2 separate regions of the Mus musculus genome follow, and region 2 is linked to region 1. Evidence: chromatin contacts called from ENCODE Hi-C or POLR2A ChIA-PET data. All regions are on one chromosome and are shown on one strand. Each heading gives the region's core, a stretch centred on a gene start or an enhancer-like site at or near the end of the contact. The rest is flanking DNA. Distances are from core to core; before and after follow the strand shown.

Evidence for each region. Hi-C counts contacts between places; a loop is a spot of excess contacts on that map. ChIA-PET counts read pairs that join two places held with the same protein, here RNA polymerase II (POLR2A).
Region 2: a loop to region 1 is called in a map of left cerebral cortex, with 8 times the contacts of the local background. The contact joins the promoter of Atxn3 here to the promoter of Trip11 in region 1. A Hi-C loop is called at or near these places in 10 of 37 maps with a recorded cell type or tissue (gastrocnemius, heart and left cerebral cortex). POLR2A ChIA-PET finds 5 or more read pairs at or near these places in 3 of 5 experiments (Patski and embryonic stem cell).

Annotation. Positions count from the first base shown.
Region 1 is chr12:101,910,367-101,915,399 of GRCm38, reverse strand. It overlaps Trip11 (thyroid hormone receptor interactor 11), which reads left to right and starts at 2,229. Exons shown (of 21, transcript NM_028446.1): 1 at 2,229-2,710. The coding sequence starts at 2,572. It overlaps Gm20036 (predicted gene, 20036), which reads right to left and starts at 2,733. Exons shown (of 2, transcript NR_152255.1): 1 at 1,423-2,733; 2 at 1-805.
Region 2 is chr12:101,954,355-101,959,742 of GRCm38, reverse strand. It overlaps Atxn3 (ataxin 3), which reads left to right and starts at 1,500. Exons shown (of 11, transcript NM_029705.3): 1 at 1,500-1,609. The coding sequence starts at 1,586.

The sequences.
Region 1 (5,033 bases), core at 980-3,479:
AAATGTCACTCATTTCTTCAGATGAAGGGATGACATGAGAGCTGTAGCCAAGCTGTGTGAATACAGGGCTTGGGCTGAGCCCAGAGTGTTTGCCTGTTCTATCCCTAGGCCTAGGCTAGGAAGCTTCAAGCCTCTGCGTACAATCTAATCTTCCAAGCTGACTGATTCAGTCTTCTCTTGGTTTCTGACTGAATTGCTCTGCTTGGCTTTATACTTCACTTTGGCAACATGTTCTAATCTTCTGGCTCCTTCTCATTCTCTGGCTCCTTCTGTCATCACTTGTGTCTAACCTGTTTCTGTAAAACCATCCTGGTAAAATCTCCACACACACCTGTCTCCCTGTCTCAGTCTCTGTGTCTCTGTCTCTCTCTCTCTCGTAGCCTCTTTCCTCTGCTGTTCTGTGAGTTGGATGTATCCTATCTCTGACTCATTCTGTCAAATCTTTCTCTGGTTCGTCACATTGTCCCTTAATTAGACATCACTTTCAAACAAGGCTGCTTCCTTCTACAAACTTGCCTTATCTTCATGTTAGGGATTAGAGGTGTGTACTAAGGGTGTGTCTGTATTCCAGCCAGACCATACTGTATTCCAGGGTTTTTCTGTATTCTGCCCAGTTCCTGTGGGCTTAGAAGATCTTTGGATGTGATCCCTTGTCAGAGCACCCATGGTGTTGGATTAAAATTCCCCTATAAGGTCATGAGATTCTGGTCTTGTCTTAGAGTTTTCTCCTAAGCACCCAGAATTCTCACAGGATTTCATTCTTGGACCATGTTCCAGCAGACACGGAGCTTTAGAGGATTTATACCTACAGAAAAAAGGAGATTACAGTTGCTAAACTTTTCAGTCATTCATGAACCCAACTAAATTCATGTCACTCATCACTCATCATTCTAGACGGAATAAAAGCCAGAGTCCTGTTCATGGGCTACTGGGCCCTTGGGACTCAACTTCTTCATGCCTTCTGGGTCCATACTTACAAATATTCCCCAATTCATTCTTAAGCCATCCTTGCCTTCTTATAAATTCTCAAAATTGCCAGGGGCCTCCAGCCAAAGGGACTTTATTATACTCAGTTATGTCTTATTGTCTAGATAAGCTATATGGGAGCGCCCCCCCCCCATAGCTGTATCTCTCACTTGCTCATTTCAAGTCTCTATGCAAGATTATCTTATTGTGGAGTCCTCAGCCATTTTCTACATCCCCAGGGCTCAACCTACTGTGGCATGCCCATACTCTCCTTACCTTACCCTGTTTTACTTTCTCCCTAACATTCCCTAGTGCCCAGAATTAACAGTAGACATGTTAAATCATTTGACGACTATATATACTACACTTAAAAACACTGTATTGGGCATGATGGTACATTCTTGTAATCCAGTACTCATGAGGTAGAAGCAGAAGGGTCATCAGTTCAAAACCAACCTGGATTATAGGAGAGCCTATCTCAAACAAGGGCTGAGGATGTGGCTAAGCCGAAAAGCCTCAATGCCTGTACAAGTCTCTGGATTTGATCTTCAGCACCAAAAATTCTCCATCATTCAAGCTGAAAGTGTAGCTCGTCAACCCCACCCCCAATGACAGTGTTCTGGCCTGCTGCTTCTCTTGGGTGTGTGTCTTTTCTTCATTTTCTTGTCTTCCTTACTACTAGCCACGTGTCTCTGTCCAATTCCTTGTTCTGGGACACGGAAGCTGAAAAACCCTCGGAGGCAACCCCTAAATTCAAATAGATATCTGGTGAAAATTATTCAGAGAGGGATCATTTGAGAGGCGGTCATGGGATCCCACAATCCTTTAAGTGCATGGTAACTGAAAACAAACACCAAAACAAGGGTTTTCTGCCTGGACATTTGAATTGCAACCCGCTTTTTCAGCTTTGTAGCCTCGTTTCCAACCCTCTGGCACGGATGCTCTTATATCCGCAGACGCTGGATAATAGAGTAATGCAGATGGATTGAGGTTGCTTCCCTGTGGGGTGGGACGACCCTATCGAATCCTAGCGATGCAATAGCTCTTGTAGACAGGATCAGAAGGCACTGTCAAGGGTTACTTCCTCTTACAAACAAAAGCAGCTGCGCAGGTGGGAAGAGCCACCGCCGCCGCCACTGCCTTTTCGGTCTCCACCTAAAGTTCCGCAGGTTACGCGGAAGTCACGGATCTGGCTGGCCCATTTACTTGGTCCTCCGCGATCCCACGGTCCTTCGCGCCCGGGACGCCTCTGGCAGCGGCCCTTCTACGCTATCGCGAAGCTTCTCTATGGTCACTGCCGCTTTCCCGGCAGTGTCATGGCGGCCGGCGTTGAGTTGGCAGGACTGGCCCACGAAACTGAGGAAAGTCAGTAAAGCTGAGAAAGAAGTAGTGCAGCCGCACGGCGGGAAGCCGTGGGAATGAGCAGAGGCCTCGCGGGGCCCACGGTGTCCACAACGGCGAACCCTTGGTGAAGCGTCAGGCCGGGCCTCGGCTTTCTGACGCGGCCGTTGGTGGGAGTGCCGTGTCCTGCGAGTCCTCAGCGTCTGGATCCGCACCAGCTTCGGCGTCCAGGGACATTTGGAGAGGACGTGTCCACCCGCAGCGATGTCGTCCTGGCTCGGGGGCCTCGGCTCCGGCTTGGGCCAGTCTCTCGGTCAAGTAGGGGGCAGCCTGGCTTCCCTCACTGGCCAGATTTCGAACTTCACGAAGGATATGCTGTTGGAGGGCACGGAGGATGTGCCAGGTAACAGCTGGAGCGAGGGCGGTGGGGCTCGGTTGGGATCCACTTGGTTCCGGGTCCGGTCGGTCGGCAGACGCGGACGGGTCCCGAAGGAGTCACTCCACGCTTTTTTCTCTGCTCTCCTCCCTTTACCTCCGTAGCCGCTTTTCCAGCCTTCAGGACCACGGTGGAGAATTCTGGACCTCTCCCCTCATTGAATACGCTGGATAGCTCAGCGAAGTGGACCTGCTGTTTCTATGCCGAATAGGGTTATTTGGGTGGCCCATGCCTATTACTTACTTCGCCCATAGTTTGGGGGCTGATCTCACTTTGATCCTATTCCTTTAGTATGACAACTAAAGTATGGCAATTGCCCTCCTTCCCCCCAAATACTTTGTAACATTAATTACTCAAGATTAAACACTTGATCTGGCTTTAGCACGTTGTTAGGGGAATAGGGCTGTTTTTCTATTCAATTGTTTTCTAATTTTGCTCATCTTGAAGACACTTTGCAGCTGAAAACGTAGTTTTGTGTAGGATGGCACATTCTCCCATACTTTTGGAGAACTTTATCTTTTGAGAATCTTACCTACCTTTACTCACTTTAAAACTTGAAAAATATTGTGGTGTCTCTGTCTGTCTGTCTGTCTGTCTCTCTGTGTGTGTGTGTGTGTGTGTAAATGATGCACATATGCATGAGTGTCTACCTCATCGCCCGTGTGTGGAGGCCAGTAGACAACATTGTGGAGTTCTCTTTTCCCCTTTAGGTGGAATTTGAGGATGGAATTCCTTTTACTTTGCTTGAACGACAAACACCTTTACTCACCCATTCACCTGGCCAGGCTCCTTCCCTTATTTTTGAAGTCATCATCTTGCCGTCCTAATGAATAGTGACCTAGAATTCGATTGTAATCAGTGGTTAGGTTAATTACTCTTCCGATTTCTTGACATTTGTTAAGCAAGGAAGTGAGGAGATCCAGCCTCTAAGAGCACTGGCTGCCCTCTCAGAGAACCCAGGTTCTATTCCCAGCACCCAGTGGCAGGTAGCTAGCTCACAACTTCATTCTGTTTTCAGAGACTCGGGTGTCACCTTTAGGCCTCAGCAGGCAGTAGGCACCCAAATTGTGCACAGACACACATCCATATCATAATACAATAATAATAATATATACTTTTAAAGTTTTAGTCAAGGTTTGCAGTGTAGATTAGGGTGTCCTGGAGCTGCCAGTCTTCCTGCCCCTGCCTCTCAGTGCCGGCATTACAAGTGAGTACCACCACGCTAGGACAGTCTTATTTCTTTATAAATGAACAGCTTACTGTTCTGGTTTAATCTGTGGGAAAGACTAGCTAGAGATTGAACCCAAGGCCTCATGCATGGTAAGCACACTCCACTGAATTATACTCCCAACTCCTGTTTTTTCATCATGATTTATTAGCTGTGCGTATTGGATGGAAATAGAGTAAAATGGTTTGATAGAAAAAGTCATTATATTTAGAAGGAAAACTGGATCACTCCCCAAACCTGTCTTACTTCTTGGGCTTCTGTTGATTGGTAAGGTTCATGACTTAGGACAATGAGAACAAGAGGCCTTCATGTGTCCAGTAAAGAGCCATGGGACTTTAAAAGCAGAAAAGGGCTGATAGCTATGGGAAAGACTAGATTCTCACTGTATTATAGATAGGAACTATCTGGTATTTCTTTGACCTTAAACTGGAAAATAGTTACCAACTAACCTGATAAAGAGTTTATTTTGTTCTCCTCACCAGAGAGCTTCCTGCACTCTTAAACAAATAGAACTCACCATTTTTCTTTTTTTTTTTTTTTATTGACTATTTTATTTACATTTTAAATGTTATCCCCTTTCCCGGTTTCCCCTCCAGAAACCCCCTATCCATTCCCCCTCCCCCTGTTTCTATGAGGGTGCCCCACCCCCCGGCTCCCCCTCTCCCACCTCTCTGTCCTGGCATTCCCTTACACTGGGGCATTGAGCCTTCATAGAACCAAAGGCCTCTCCTCCCATTGGTGCCCGACAAGGCCATCCTATGCTACATATGTGGCTGGAGCTATGGGTCCCTTCATGTGAACTCTTTGGTTGGTCGTTTAATCCTTGGGAGCTTTGGGGTGGGGGTCTGGTTGGTTGATATTTTTGTTCTTCCTATGGGATTGCAAACCCCTTTAACTCCTTCGGTCCTTTCTCTAACTCCTCCATTGGGGACCCCATGCTCAGTTCAATGATTGGTTTCGAGCATCTGCCTCGCCTCTATTTGTCAGGCTCTGGCAGAGCCTCTCAGGAGGCGGCAGCCACATCAGGCTCTTGTCAGCAAGCATTTCTTGGCATCTGCAGTA
Region 2 (5,388 bases), core at 251-2,750, 45 kb before region 1:
ATTATCGTCAAGGTGGGAGCATGGCAGCATCCAGGCTGTCATGGCGCAGGCAGAGCTGAGAGTTCTAAGTCTTCATCCAAAGACTGCTAGTGGAAGACTGACTTCCAGGCAACTGGGGTGAGAGTCTTAAGCCCACACCCACCGTGACACACCTACTCCAGCCAGGTCATACCTATTCCAACAAGGCCACACTTCCAAATGGTGCCACTCCCTGGTCCAAGAATATACAAACCATCATAAGTACCTTTAGTTGCAGAGATATTTAAGCTCAGTATTTTCTAAATTAAAAGCCTTTTCTTCTCTTCCCAAGACCCTACTCATTCTGTAAAGTATTTCTGGTTGGAGTATCACTTCTGCTTTACATGGTACCTAGAGCAGAAACCCACAAGTCTTTCCTAACAATACCCCCATCCCACCCCAGTCCCTCATCAAAGTCTTCTGTTTCCTAAAGCTTCAAAGTGGTCTCTCTCCATTCTCAAATCACTACTGGAGTCCTGACCACCAGAGTCTCTTCATTTCTCCCCAAATGCCTTTCAAGTATTGTTCCCCAGTGATCCTCTAAAATCCTAATTTGACCCCATGTCTCTAGTTTTAAAAATCTTTAACCGCCTGTAGCTTTTTTTTTTTTTTTTTTTTTCCCGGTAGGGAGGTGGTGGACAGGGTCCTCCTATGTAACCCTGGCTACAGGCTGGCATAGAGCAGCTGTCCTCCAACACAACATATGCCTTCCTTACCTTCAGGTACAATGAGCCTTTAGGAGACTGGGCCTTTGCTACATTGAAGAACCTAAAATGGTTCCACCATACAAGATACAACGCCCAATACAACGCTTAATCTTTGTCAATCCCCCCCTCCCCACCCCCATCCCCTGCGCGAGCCACTCAATATTTTGCTGGATTTTTCACTTCCTCACCAACGCTTCCTCCTTCAGAGATGGCGTATTTACCCCAGGACCTGATATTCATTCCAACAGCCAACTATGTTGGACAGTGTGCTGTGCTAATTTCTTCGTACCTACATTTCTTTATTTGTATAATATTACAAAAGACACACACACATCAAAAAATGCCGTATTAAATTGCGCTTACAACTGGACTATTCTAAGTCAGTCCTAACTAAACATTAGCTATAGTTTTTACACAAATATTAGGTATGTGGAGAATGCCTCTTCTGGAATGAAGTCTTCAGTGGGAGAGGAGTTGCTCACATAAAGATGAGGAGAAAGGACCAAAGAAGGTGGAGATGGAAAAAAAAAAAAAAAAGAAAAAAAAGAACCTAAAACTTGGCTGCGAGGATTCTCTTCTAGAACCCTAGAATCACAAGATTGTCCCGCGTAGAGAAGTTCCTCCGCACAGCAGGCGGCGCCGCAGCATCACGCTTGCCGCGGGGAGGACCAACGCCGCCCAGGTCACGTGTCCCGTGCTCCCGGGTTCGCGTGCCTCGTGACGTGCGCCCGCAGTAGTGATTGGTTGGCGAGAGGCACGTGGCTAGGGCGGGGCGGACCGGGGCTGAGGGGTGGGGCCGGGGGCGGAGCTGCTGGAGGGGGCTGCTCCGCGCCGGGGCCGTTGGCTCCAGACAAATAAACATGGAGTCCATCTTCCACGAGAAAGTGAGTGTGGGCGTTCGGTGGGGAGCCGTCCTCGGCTCGGCGGCGGGCGTGGGGAGCAGCGACGCCGCTTCAGGAACTCAGGCGGGGCCCGAGCGCCCCCATCCCGACCTGGCTGGGTGAGGGGTGCTTCCTGCCTTCTCCCCATGGCTCCGCTCGTGAAGCCTCCCGCATGCGTTCCCGGCACCCTCGCCCTAGAAGACCGGGCGGGTAGCCTGGGCATTTCGGGGGGCTTCACCCGGAGGATTAGCGCGGGCGTTCCTTGTCCACTTGCCACACCTTTTCGGGTTTCTTCTCTCTTCTCTCTTAGGGTCTAGTCTAGCGAGTCGCCTTTTCAGCACCTGGCGGACCCTTCCCAACTCCACCCACGCCCCCTAACCTGTCCTCTGGCAGATCCAACTTTCTCTCTCAACTCAGTTCTATAATGGAATGCTCCATGCATTTAGATCTTGATTATCCATCCCACGTCTTTCTGCAGTTGTGACCGTGGCTTTCCCATTAAAGGGCCTGACACTTCGGAAGTAAAGTAGGAAACCCCGGAGGGAAGTCGTCATAAGAGTTTTTATTACGGGGATGTTTGGGTTGTTCTCCCATTTTTCCGGACCAGGAGGCCAGCTTTGTTTTTAGGTATTATGGATAGATTAGAATCGTTCTACTGTGTGATTTGGCTTAGTCTCTTCCTCACCTTAATTCCTAAGTGACTACGCTTAAAAGTATTGCTGTGACATCTTGAGAAACTGGTCTATGTTCGCATACAATTATCAAGTCATTTGGGTGTTTCTCGGACAACCATGTTTCATAATCATTTTAGGTTTGGAGAGGGTTGCTAGTTGAGACTATTATTTCGTTGGGAGCAAAGGCCTTTGTTTTTATCACTTGTAAAGGAGCATTGACTCATAGTGTTTAAAATCCACGCACAACAAAAAGACAAAAATGATGTGAATCTAAGGACGTTGTTAAATGAAGTGCTCTTAAGAAGACATTTTGAGTGTTTTGGAACTGGAACAAGTTAGTTTGTGACAGGATTTCTTGTAGCCCAAGTTGGCTCCAGACTCCCATCGTCCTGTCTCTGCCTCCTGAGAGCTGGCTGGGATGATGGCCACGTGCTATGACTGAGTGAGCTCCCCCTCCCGGCCCCCTCCCCACATTCATTTGTAATTAATTTTCCAAAGGTTTTGGAATAAGACCCATTTTAAACATGTTATATTTTGAACACTGTATACACTGCTTCATGAGACTCTTGCCATTCATTCTATTTAAAAAAAAAAGTTACTGTTTGTGTGTATGTGCTGGTGTGGAGGTCAGGGAGGACTTTATAAAGTTCTCTCTTCCCAACTTGGTGTGAGTTCCGGGTGTCTCAGGCTCTTAGCAAGCCCGTTTACTCACTGAGTCATCTCTAGGGTGAATGAAAAAAGAAATGGGAAGGACATGACTTTTCCTAGGGATGGCGGAGGAGAAGGTTTATTAAAGAGATTTGGGAGAGCAGAGCCAGGGGCAGACATATTTGGGAGAACCCAGAGTGGTCTTGACCCTGAGGGGAAGGGAGAAAAGGGAAGGAAATACAGCAGCCAGGAGCCAAAGTTGCAAACCATACAAAAAGAGGGTGGGTAACCAAAATGTATGGATTACATAGGCAAGAGCCACTAGGGGAAGGGCAGCATAGTCCATGCTCTGGAGAGTTCAGGGTAGAGGGCCGGGTATACCAGCCATACCCTGTAACAGGAGGGACTAAGGGATGCTGGGACAACCTGGAGGCCAGGTCCACTTCCATATGTTAAATAGGTACCTCAGCCACTAAGCCTGGGATTAAAACTTAACATAGGGCACTTAAACAATGCATTAAAAAATTATTTTTGGCCAGCAATGGTGGTATACCTGTTTTTGATATTTTATTTATTTACATTTTATTTATTTATTTTGGTTTTTCGAGACAGGGTTTCTCTGTATACCCTTGGCTGTCCTGGAACTCACTTTGTAGATCAGGCTGGCTTCGGACTCAGAAATCCGCCTGCCTCTGCCTCCTGAGTTCTGGGATCAAAGGTGCACGCTACCACGCCCAGCTATTTACATTTTAAATGTTATCCCATTTTCTGGTTCCTCTCTACAAACTCCCAATCCCATCCCCCCCCACCCTCTGCTTCTATGAGAGTACTTCCCCCCACCACTCCCGCCTACCCGCTCTGGCATTCCCCTACACTGGGGCATCAGGCCTTCACAGGACCAAGGGCCTCTCCTCCCATTGATGCCCTACAAGGCCATCCTCTGCTACAGCTGGAGCCATGGGTCGCTCCATGTGTACTCTTTGGTTGATGGTTTAGTCCTTGGGAGCTCTGGGTGTGGGTGTGGGGTCTGGTTGGTTCATATTGTTGTTCTTCCTATGGGGCTGCAGACCCCTTCAGCTTCTTCAGTCCTTTCTCTAGCTCCTCCACTGGGGACTCTGTGCTCAGTCCAATGGTTGGCTGTGAGCATCTGCTTCTGTATTTGTCAGGCACAGAGAGAGTTTTAAGATAGCCAGGGCTATCCAGAGAAACTCTGCCATTAAAATCCAAAAAAAAAAAAAAAAAAAAAAAGGTGTTTGCCAGGGTACTGTGTGCTCCTAGTGCCCACTAAAGCCAGAAGATCTGGAACTGGAGGAACTGGAGTTAAAGAGGCCACGTGAGCAGCCACGTGGGTGTGAGGAATTGAACCCAGGTCCTCTGGAAAAGCAGCCAATACTCTTTGTTTTGTTTTGTTTTTTGAGACAGGGTTTCTCTGTATAGCCCTGCCTGTCCTGGAACTCACTCTGTAGACCAGGCTGGCCTCAAACTCAGAAATCTGCCTGCCTCTGCCTCCCAAGTGCTGGGATTAAAGGTGTGCGCCACCACCGCCGGGCTAGCAGCGAGGACTCTTAACTGCTGAGCCATCTCTCCATCTCCCCCAATACCTTCTTGACAGTACTGTTTCTCATTGGAGCAGATTTCAGTGGAGGTGACTACTGAATTGGTATATGCAAAATGCTAGGCTTACAAAGTGCTTGTGAGTAAGCATGGAAGCCCGAGTTCAGATCCCAGTGTGTGTTGTATTCACCAATACTCGAGGCAGGGAATGGACAGACAAGTGGGTTTCTGGGTGCTGCCCCGTCAGTCAGTCCAGCTGAATGGTGAGCACTAGACTCCACTAGAAAGGTGGAGAGCAGCTGAGGAGGACATCTGACTTAGACCTTTAGCACATGTATGAATACATCTGCATGTACACATATACACAAGAACACATATGCAGACATGAGTGCACAGATACACATCTGCTTACCCAGAAGTCATTCAGTTATCAGCAGGTGTATATACTTAATAAATACTTGAGAAGTACCTTTGCCGTGTGTGTGTGTGTGTGTGTGTGTGTGTGTGTGTGTGTGTATGTGTATGGGGGTGCACATGTGCATATGCATTTAGAGGCAGGAAGACAACATTGGTGGTGTTCCTCACAAGTAGGTTAACTTAGGACTTCCAGGTATCTGCCCATTTTTACCTCTCCAGCGCTATAGTTACAGATGGGTACCGCCATGCATGGCTTTTTACATGAAGGTTCTGGGGATTAAGCTCAGATCCTAAGGCCAGTATGGCAAGCACCTTATTGATTGACTAAGCTCAGATCCTAAGGCTAGTATGGCAAGCACCTTATTGATTGACTAAGCTCAGATCCTGAGGCCAGTATGGCAAGCACCTTACTGATTGACTAAGCTCAGATCCTGAGGCCAGTATGGCAAGCACCTTATTGATTGACTAAGCTCAGATCCTAAGGCCAGT